Linked DNA regions of Homo sapiens: region 1 is linked to region 2. Evidence: read pairs that join two places in POLR2A ChIA-PET (ENCODE). Cell type or tissue: GM12878. All regions are shown on one strand. Each heading gives the region's core, and the rest is flanking DNA. Links, peaks and the distances in the headings are about the cores only.

Evidence for each region. ChIA-PET counts read pairs that join two places held together with the same protein. Peaks named below come from ENCODE experiments on the same cell type or tissue, not always from the same donor. Only the 100,000 strongest peaks of a DNase experiment are listed, where the experiment ranks them.
Region 1: POLR2A ChIA-PET joins it to region 2 with 6 read pairs; 4 of 35 experiments call an interaction of 5 or more read pairs at or near these places.

The regions. Positions count from the first base shown.
Region 1 is chr3:98,452,483-98,457,871 of GRCh38, reverse strand. No RefSeq gene overlaps it. Among named protein-coding and RNA genes, the nearest start is that of OR5K1, 8.0 kb to the left of the region's middle. In GM12878, for the core only: no CTCF peak of the experiment used is centred there; no DNase peak of the experiment used is centred there.
Region 2 is chr3:98,564,202-98,569,590 of GRCh38, reverse strand. No RefSeq gene overlaps it. Among named protein-coding and RNA genes, the nearest start is that of CPOX, 27 kb to the left of the region's middle. In GM12878, for the core only: no CTCF peak of the experiment used is centred there; no DNase peak of the experiment used is centred there; H3K4me3 peaks cover 2,073 bases; H3K27ac peaks cover 4,708 bases.

The DNA of each region.
Region 1 (5,389 bases), core at 58-5,057, 110 kb after region 2:
TTTTGCAGTAGAGAGCAAATCTCCATGTGAAAGGAGTCATGGGCCTTATAACCCCCAAACCTTTTCCCAGATACTTGTTTTCCCCTTGGGGAAGTAGTCACAACTGCTGCCCAAACCATGGTGACCACAAGAAGGCACTGCTCTTCCATTCACATTCACTCTGGCCCGGATGATCCCCTGTAGCAGAGAAGAGTAGGAAGGATTATTTACTAGATCTAAGAGATAACCACTGGAAACAAAATTCAGTAATATACAACTAGAAGAGCAGTTCTTCTTCTTCTTTTATTATTTATTATTATTATTTACTATTATTATTATTTTGAGACGGAGTCTCTCTCTGTCACCCAGGCTGGAGTGCAGTGGCACGATCTCGGCTCACTGCAAGCTCCGCCTCCTGGGTTCACGCCATTCTCCTCCCTCAGCCTCCCGAGTAGCTGGGACTACAGGCACCCACCACCACTGGCTACAGCCTGCCATCACCGGCTAATTTTTTGTATTTTTTTTTTTTTAGTAGAGAAGGGGTTTCACCGTGTTGGCCAGGATGGTCTTGATCTGACCTCGTGATCTGTCCGCCTCAGCCTCCCAATGTGCTGGGATTACAGGCATGAGCCACCGCGCCCGGCCTAGAACAGTTCTTACTTAATCCTTTCACCCTACTTAGAAAGCTGGCAAGCTGGCAGGTGACATGACTTTATGACATACTCCCATGTGCCCCCCAGGTTTTGAACAATCGCCCGTTAGCTAGCTAGCTAGCTAGCTGGCTCTGATTCTTCTTCATTTTCTCCCAAAGAGAGCATATTGTTTTGCAGAGCAGTGAGGAAGTTATCATTGAAGTAATCTGGAATCCACTCTACTTACTTTTTTTCCTCCTGGAGATGGAGTCTCGCTCTGTCGCCAGGCTGGTGTGCAGTGGTGCTATCTCAGCTCACTGCAACCTCCTTTTCCCGGGTTCAAGCAGTTCTCCTGCCTCAGCCTACCGAGTAGCTGGGACTACAGGCGTGCACCACCACACCTGGCTAATTTTTGTATTTTTTGGTAGAGACAGGGTTTCACCAGATTGGACAGGATGGTCTTGATCTCCTGACGTCGTGATCCACCCGCCTCGGGCTCCCTAAGAGCTGGGATTACAGGTGTGAGCCACCACGCTTGGCCCACTCTACTTACTTTTTAAAAAGTTAGTCATATTTCAACTATGGAACTTTATTATTAGTAACACTTTAGTTGTGATACATCTCATAACCAATTGTGACAGGTCAGGGTGTTGAAATATTAATAGTATGAAAGCTGCTGATCGTGATAATCTGATTTATATGACTGAGTTGCTCATCTTGTGCTTATGGTTCACTATAGTGAGACCTCCTTACCCATCTCCACATCTACCTCTGAAAGACAGATGCTGCCTTTTCCTAGTCATCTGGCATAGCTCAGCTCCAGAGATCCATTTCCAAGAGTCTGAGGGACAGATGAGCAGGCAGGAGACTCACTCCTTTTTGTTGTTTAGGGCTTAGCTCTTCCCCTGTGTAATTGACACTAGGAATGGCCAACTCTTCAGGGGAGAGTCCAACCTTAATAACAAGATTGTAGCCATATCTTTAATAGTATAATCACATCAAAATATCCTACAATTAAGCTTAGCATCTGTGTAAGACTGGGAGATGACATTTAATCTTGACCTTGAAAGATACATAGACATTTTCTCAGCAAAGAAGGGTTGGAAATGGAATAACAAGCAATATACCAGAGGCATAAAAGCCCATGAAGTTTTAGAGGAATGAAAAGTAGTCTCCAGTCTTGCTGGATGTAGGATGTATTAGAGAACTTGGTATTCATAATTATGTGATGGGTAAATTACTCAATGGTGATACAATTTTGATATTTTCTGCCTGAAATAAATATTAAATGAATCAGCTATTCATAATCAAGTAATTGCTCAGGAGAAGTTCTAAACTCATTAGGTACATACCAGAAAGGATGTCTGATTTTATTATAGGCAGAGTAAAAGTCAGATTTCCTAAGGTAAATGTAGGAACCAAGATAGAATGTGGTAGACCAAGCTGTGCTCAGTAGAGAAATTCATAACTAGAGACATGGAACCCACTTTCTTTCACTTTTTTCTTTCCTTCTTTCCCTTCGTTCTTTCTTCTTTCATATACGCATACATTTATTTTGTATCCTTTCCCCCAAATATATTACATGTCTACTTTATGCCAGCCACAATTCTAGGCACCATGATTAAGCAATAAACAAAGGTAGATGTGGTATCTGCACCTCCCCTTAAAGAATTTGGGGCAAGGTATAAGAGAAAGACATTAACCAGTCACCCAAATGCTGTGGAATTACACCTTCTCTATTATGAAGATCCCTGGAGATCTAAAACTTGTAATAAAGAGGTGTAGCCTAGTCTGAAAAGATCATATAATGTAGCAGTTAACCCCATGAACTCTGGAATCAGGATGCCTAATTTTGAATCTTAGCTCTATCACTTTCTAGCTGCTCTTGGGAAAATTACTTAACCTGTCTGAGCTTTAATTTTCTCATAGAATAATGTATATTATAATGAATTGTGTTCCAAAAATGGAGACTAAAAAAGATAGTTTTAAAAATTTACTACATTATTATGTGTAAAGCACTAGAAAAGAGCCTATTACATACTAAGTGCTTGATAAATGCTAAATGTTCTCACCATCACCATTATTACTTATGGTGAGTCACAGTTGGGTTGCGGGGGGTGCTTAACAGAAAGATTTCCTTGAAGAAGTGATAACTGAGCTGAAATCTGGAGACTGAAGAGAAGTTACCAGGGAAGGGTAGAGTGAGTGAGTTGTGAGGAGAACCTATATAATAAAGGCTTTATTTCTGGAGGGAACATGGCAAGTTCAAGGTACTGCAAGAGGGTCAGTTAGGCAAAGAGAGTTGGGGAAAATTGTGCAAGAGAGGTGAACAGGGAAGAGATAATACATGGTATTGTAAACAATATTAATAATTTGGGTCTTTATTCTAAGAGCAATGAGAACCCATGGAAGGTTTTGATAAAGAAGGCTGACATAATTAGATTCTCATTTTGTAAAAAATCTGGGCCAGGCGCAGTGGCTCAGCCTGTAATCCCAGCACTTTGGGAGGCCGAGGTGGGCAGATTGTCTGAGCTCAGGAGTTCAAAGAAGGGTCTAAAATTCTGGCTTATGCAAGAGGCTGTTGATGACACTCACATAGACTGGACCATGGAACAGGATTAGGTTTGAAGAAAGAGGACAGCAGGAAGTAAGTTTGATTTCACACATGCTGAGTATGAGGTACATTTTTTTTTTTTTTTCCAGAGACAGTGTTTTGTTCTGTCGCCCAGGCTGGATTGCAGAGGTATGATAATAGCTCACTTTTACCTTCAACTCCTGGGCTTAAGCAATCCTCCCACCTCAGCCTCCCAAGTAGCTAGGTGCACATCACCATGCTCAGCTAATTATAAAAAATATTTTTTAAGAAACTGGATCTCACTATGTTGCCCAGGCTGATCTGGAACTTCTGGCCCCAAGTGATCCTCCCACCTCAGCCTCCCAAAGCCCTGGGATTACAGGTGTGAGCCACATTGCCTGTTCCTGAGACTTCTAAAAGAAGATGTCTAGAAGGTTTGAGGCATAGCAATGATGTCTGAATGTGTTTCATGTGAAGATATGTATTTGCATATCAATTATTTAGAGGTGGTGTCTGAAGCCTAGGGAGAATGTATAGATAAGAAAATCTAGAGCAGTGCTGTCCAATAGAACTACAATGTAAGCTACATATGTAATTTACTATGTTCTAGTAACCTAATTAAAAAATAATAAAAATGTGAAATTAATTTTAATAATATTTATTTAATTTAATATATCAAAAATATTGTCATTTCAACATGTAATAATGTAAAAAATTAATAGGATATTTTACTTTATCTCACCTAGCTTTAGAAATCTGGTGGGTTCATCACACTTAGAGCACATTGTAATTCAGACTATATACATTTTAGGCACTCAGTAGCTACATGGCTAGTGCTACCAGTTGGACAGCACTTACTTGTCTTGGAAAGGAGTGGAAAGGGAGGATAAAAGAAAGAGAAGAAAGAGGGAAAATGGGAGAAGAGGAGAGATAGTGTAGTGTGGTAAAAATCAAGGAGATAGTATATCCTAGAAGAAGTGAGTGGTCAAAAAGTTCAACTGACTTCAGCCTTCGCCGCTGTAATAGGTATTTTTTCCCCTGAAACTGCGTAGTTCTGCCATATTTTGGAAAACCTTAATTGACTGAACTGTCAATTCTTTAGTTCATGACTCATTTCTCTCAATTTTTAACATTAAACTTCTTAAAAAAGAGTCTATACATGCTGCTCTTATTAACAATCTGCAACCCAACTTTTGTTCCCATCATTTTGCAAAAACTGGACCCTGTAGTGACCTATTCATCAAGTCAAATGATCCTTCCAGAACTTTTTATCTTTTCCTCTCTAAAATACTGAACAGCTTAAACATTCTTTCATTATTAAAATGGTTTCTTTCCATCTCAACATGGGCATTTGTTTTATCTCTGACCATCTCTTCTCTGTTAGAAAACATTAACTCATAGCTGGATGCAGCTGGTTCTCAAATCTTCATTTGCAGTCCTAATCATGTTGGATATGTGGGATAGTCCCATAATATCTAATTATTGCCTCAAATTCACCATGCTTGAAAGGGAAATTACTTTGTCCAATAAAAGAAATTTTCTTCCTGACTAGTCTGTCACAGAATATAAGAGATGAGTCAGAAAGGGCATCCCTGAGGATGCTCACATAAGGTGAAGCTGGGGTGTACTTTGTAGTGAACCAGATAGCAAGGAAAGCAGAGAGAGAAACAGCATTCCAGGTTGTAGAATCTGTTTATTCAACAAAGAGCATCAGCTGCTTGCTACGTGCCATGCATTGTGCTACTCTCTTGGGATAGGCAGTGAGCAGGTCAAGCATGGACTCTTCCCTCATTGGGCTTATCATCTCGTGGGGGAGAGAGACACATTAAATAAATCATGACAACTGGATTAAATAGTGTGAAGATAGCATTTGGAGGCTTTGAGTTGGGAAGTAGCTTAGTGCGTTCTGGGAACTGAGAAGTCAGTGTGAATTATGGGAACAGTAGCAGCAAATGGGGCTAGAACAGGAGTCAGGGTCAGCTATCATAGGGTTTTATAGTCAAGGCTCAAGACTCCCAAGTGTATACTAAGACCAATGGGAAGACATTCAACTTCTCCAGGCTCCATACTATCATCTATGGCACTGCCATTATCCTCACTCCCTGTATCCAACTTATTATCAAGTTGTCATCAAGTTCCATGGATTCTTCCCTAATAAACGTCTCTCATTCTAGTCACTTGTGTTGTTGTTCAGGTCTGTATC
Region 2 (5,389 bases), core at 221-5,220:
AGCAAAGACTTGGAACCAACCCAAATGTCCCTCAATGATAGAATGGATAAAGAAAATGTGGCACATACACACCATGGAATACTATGCAGCCATAAAAAAGAATGAGTTCATGTCCTTTACAGGGACATGGATGAAGCTGGAAACCATCATTCTCAGCAAAACATCACAAGGACAGAAAACCAAACACTGCATGTTCTCACTCATAGGTGGGAGTTGAACAATGAGAACACCTGGACACAGGGAGGGGAACGTCACGCACCGGGGCCTGTTGGGAGGTAGTGGGCTGGGGGAGGGATAGCATTAGGAGAAATACCTAATGTAAATTATAAGTTGATGGGTGCAGCAAAACCAACACGGCGCATGTATACCTATGTAATAAACCTGCACGTTGTGCACATGTACCCTAGAACTTATAATAAAAATAAGAGCAAACAAAATTACTTGAATCAATGAGAAAACATTAGAAAGAATAATAGATAGCCAGGGTCATCAGATATTTGAGGAAAATATAAGAGAAAGAGAAAAAATAAGTAAAGAGACCACAGATAGGCAGGCTTCTAATGAATATATAATAGAACAGATAAGAGATTAAACTTAGAAATACAGAGGTAAATAGACAGATCAAAAAGATTTAAAAGTTGTTGCTTTTGGGCAGCAGGGCTGAGGTGAATAGAAATGGAAAGGGAATTGCTGGGTTTTGTCATAACCTTTTACTACTATTTGATTGTTTAACTGATTTTATTTATTAGATTAATAAAAATATTAAAGAGTAAAGGCCATGGATTTTTAAGCCCTCAAAACATTTTAATTGTGCATATTTTTATCATATAGATGCTTCTTATTAGAAAAAACTTTCCATTCTGTTACATTAATTTTTATCATGTGTTGCCATTACATTACCGCTGTTCTTAAAGACCTCTTCCTGTTTTTGACCTCACTGTTGAGCTGAATTAAATACACGTTATCATCTAACTAGTTTTAACTTTAAGAAGTAAGATATGTTCTGAGAAAAGTATTCTTTAACAGGTTCCAATCGTTCTTAAAGATTCATAGAACTTTATACATGGTGCCCAAATGTCTTTTCTGTCTATGTTAATAATAAGTAAAACTATTGTTTATAAAATGCAAACTAAGTCACAGATTTTGTACACCTCAAGGTACAGGGGAAGGTATTTTATAAAGTGGGTGCTGGACAATGGTCCAGATGTGTGACCTTTTTCAAGTTTTTGCTTGAGAGTTTAGAAGTTACATTTAAATCAATGATCACTGTGTCTAGGGTTATGTTTTCTAAACACAGCAGCCCTCTGGCTCAATCATGAAGATATCTCGTGAGTTCCAGAGGAACTTGGGTATATTTCTGTTTGTATAGAAAGACACTAAAAGAAAAGCATATTCTGGTTTTTACAGGTCTACCTTATTTTCTTCAAATTATATTTTAGTGACAACTTGAAGGAAATGCTATCAATGCTTCAAAACTCCAACACAGTTTTTTTGTGCTGCCACCACAGCATCATCTCTTCATGGTCTGATTGGTGTAAATACCACAGGGATAAGCAAAAGCATGAGACTGAAGACACTTTCTGTTTAGGAAAAATGGGTAACAAGTTGAAGAATGCTTCTCCCTGAAAAATCTTTGGGCTTCCTCTCAATGTTGTTCCTATTGTGTGGGTAGCTCCACCCCAGATACCCACACAAGAACTTGGCCAGGGTAAAAATCAAACCCTGTGTCTCAGGCCACAACAGAGTTTGATTTTACCCTGGCCCGGTTCTTGTGTGGGTAGCTGGGGTGGAGTCCTCTCATTCTTACTCTGCTTTTGTGGTGTGAAAGTCTAAGTTAACTGCTGATTGTTCTTCAACTTATTAGTGCTTTGCTATAATCTTAGGTAAAGTCAGAAATCCCATCAACTCATCTTATTGACATAGGGCAAAAGTACACCTGAATTTTTATTAGTTCAGAATTTTTTTAGAGTAAGAAGTCTTACTCTATAGTCTTTGTATATACGTACAAAGAGAACACAGCATTATGTTTTCATGACCTCGTACATCTTCATTCTTGAACCTTTTAATTTTCTCCCATCAGAAAATATTTTAATTATATAATGTTCAAAAAATTTAGGTGGGCATACTAACACAAAATCCATTTTCTCTGATTTGTAAACCTTTTTTTTTTAAATGAAGAGTTTTTGCTGCTTGCTTATATCTCTGTGGTTTGATGTTTTAGCCTCTTGATTAATCTCAATACTTTCTATCCTATGACTAAACTACTTTCCCTTGCATACACCCTTGGATTTCTACTGCACATCTTTTAAATTTTATGTCATTTATCATCTATATCTCTTCATCATTTTTTCTTAGATTTGTGTAATTCATGTCTCTTCTTTATTTGTAGAGAATCTAAATCTAGTCTTACATAATTGCTCCAGATGATAATAATCTATTTATTTATACTTCTAATTTGTCCCAGAAAGGACTTAAGGTGACATATATAATAATGCATAAAATATAGTGAGATGAATTCAATTGAAAATAAGAAAAGTTGACAAAGGGAAACTAATGGTGGGAAATTAAGATGAGGCCAAGAGCAAGGTCAGTGTTCAAATGCCTGCCTAATAGAGCCGCAGTTTGGCTTCCTGCTATATCCCTGTTTTTTGTTCACCAGCTTCATATCCCTCCCTATGTAGCTTGATGACCACAGCCTGCTTGTGATAGTTAGGGTTTTCCAGAGAAACAGAACCAATAGGATGCATGTGTGTATGTCTGTATATAGCTTTATTTAAGGAATTGGTGAATATAGAGACTGGCAAGTCCCAAATCTGCAGTTCATGCCTGCTGCCAGAATTCTCTCTTGCTCAGGAAGGTCAGTCTTTTGTTCTATTTAGAACATCCACTGACTGGATGAGGCCCACCCACTTTATAAAGGGCAAACTGCTTTCCTCAAAGTCCACTTATTTAAATGTTAGTCTCACCCAAAACACTCTTACAGAAACATCCAGAATAACGTTTGACCACATATCTGGGCACTATGGCCCCACCATGTTGACATAAAATTAATCACCATGCCACTAAAACCTGCAACTTGCCTTTAACCTCCACCTTGTCTTTCTTTTCCTTCCTACATGCACCCTTTCCATTTTCTCTAATTCCTGAAGCTTCAGTTATACTTCACTTTACTCCTTTTTTCTCACGCCTTCCGCTAAAGACACAGGATTCCCAAGGGGTCGTTAGGCCACGGGTTCCTATTTCCTGGGTTGGGTGAAATTCTTCTCCCTTCTGGTTGTTAACTACCGCTTTCAAATAAGTTCCTGGTCCATCTTGAGTGTCCCGCTTACATCTCCCCTAATGGCCCTTCCCCACCCTCTCCCTGTGCCCTACCCCTGGCTCTTTGTAAAAACTCCTTACATTGTTACAGGCCCATCGTGAACCATTTCTGCTAAAGGACTTTACGGTAGGAATTACCTTTGCTACATTAGGCCACGTTTTCTGGGTGCTGATGCAGCTGTATACAGGGTTACGTGAGTGCTTGTTTGAGTGTGTGTTATTGTCGTGAGAGTGGAGCAATAAAGACAGTCCCTGGGAAAAGTTTCCCAGGACCCAGTGGTCCAGTGTGTCTCTGCTACTAGAGGAAGAATGTGGTCCGCCACTCTACTTCTTGTTCCCTGAAGCCCAGACCACAGAGAGGGGTTGTGGGAATCAGTCTCTGCCTGGCAGGTTTTTGAAGCTTGTGAGGGGAAATAACTCTCTAGCTTTCTTTCAGATAGAAGAAAAAAAAAAAAAACAAAAATGAAATAAAAGTAAGACAAGTGGCTGTAACACAAAAAAACTTTATAGACAGAGATTCAAATATAAATCTGAATTGTTCACCCTTTTACTTTATAACCAGGCACCAGAGGACCCGTGAATGCATAATGATCATTTCTGAAATCTTTGGTAGTATTCCCATACAACCTGAGCCCATATTTCAGACCGGTCATAGCTGTGTGATTTAGGGGACGTCACACAGACTCTACTCTTAACTCCTCTGTAAAAGAGAATGAGTAATGTGTACCTCCAAAAATTACTGTGGGAAGTCAATAAAATAACATATGGGAAAGAGTTTTACAAGCTTTTAAGTGTTATGTGGACATTAGGTATTCAGGAAATCAGTTAAAGCCGCACTGAAGACATTAAAACAAACAATCAGATATTTGATACATAGAAAGCTGGGCAAATGACTGTTCAGCACTTTAAAGGTAGGAAGAAGAGGAGACTAGATCAGTCAGAGAGAAAGAGTTTAGTCATTTTCATATCATGATTCTTCCCTTCCCAGTGGAAAGTATATATGAGCATGTATGTTTATGTAATATAGATAGATGTGGCAGTAAATTGCCTTTCACTTTCTCTAGTCAAAATCAAAAATAATAATTTTTAAGCTAGGAAAATTCAGTAATTTGATGAGGGAATTTGGCTGGAAAAGTGAAAAACAATTCAAGGATAGGTATTTATAAATATATCAGAATATTATACATGTATTTTTGTATGCACATGTGTTTTATTTAGGAAGGAAATAACATGTTAACTTTTGCGTATCTTAATTTTTTATTCAGCATTGACTTCCCACCTGTTGTTTAACTTTTTCATTCTTTGTTTTTTTTTTTTTTTTTCCGTTGTGGTCAAGTGCGTATCGAAGACCACCTTAGCTTAGCTGAGAACGTTGTACTTGTGAAGCATTTGAATGTGGGCCACATCAAAGGTGAACAAAATAATTCATTTCCTGGCCCTGCTCAAGTATCCTCACCCTGAGAGTCTGCCCCTGTGGGCCACAACACTGCCACCCATAACAGTCACACCTCTCTTTAAACCCAGGTATATTTGGTATCTGTAACTCTCACCTGACTCTCACATAACAGTCAAATTATTTATCTCTTTGTAAACTTAAATTTACATTTATATGCTCCATCTCTCTTCACACCAGCTAGTGCTAATACCCAACACTGAGGGTGCCAGACAGTGTTCTAACATTACTTAAGTTAACTTAGTCAATATCTGAAATAACCCCGAGGAAGTTATTCTCATTGCATGCCTGAGAAAATTGAGGTGTGGAGGGTTGAAGTTTTTGCTCACCCCCACAGAGCCAAGTGCTGAGCAAAAGGTAGTCTGGGCTGGGTGCCGTGGCTCACACCTGCAATCCCAACACTTTGGGAGGCCAAGGCAGGCAGATCACTTGCGACCAGGAGTTTGAGACCAGCCTGGCCAACATGGTGAAACCCTGTTTAGTCTCTGCTAAAAATACAAAAGTTAGCCAGGTGTGGTGGCATGTGCCTGTAATCCCAGCTACTTGGGAGGCTGAGGCACGAGAATCACTTGAGCCTGGGAGGTGGAGGTTGCAGTGAGCTGAGATCACACAACTGCA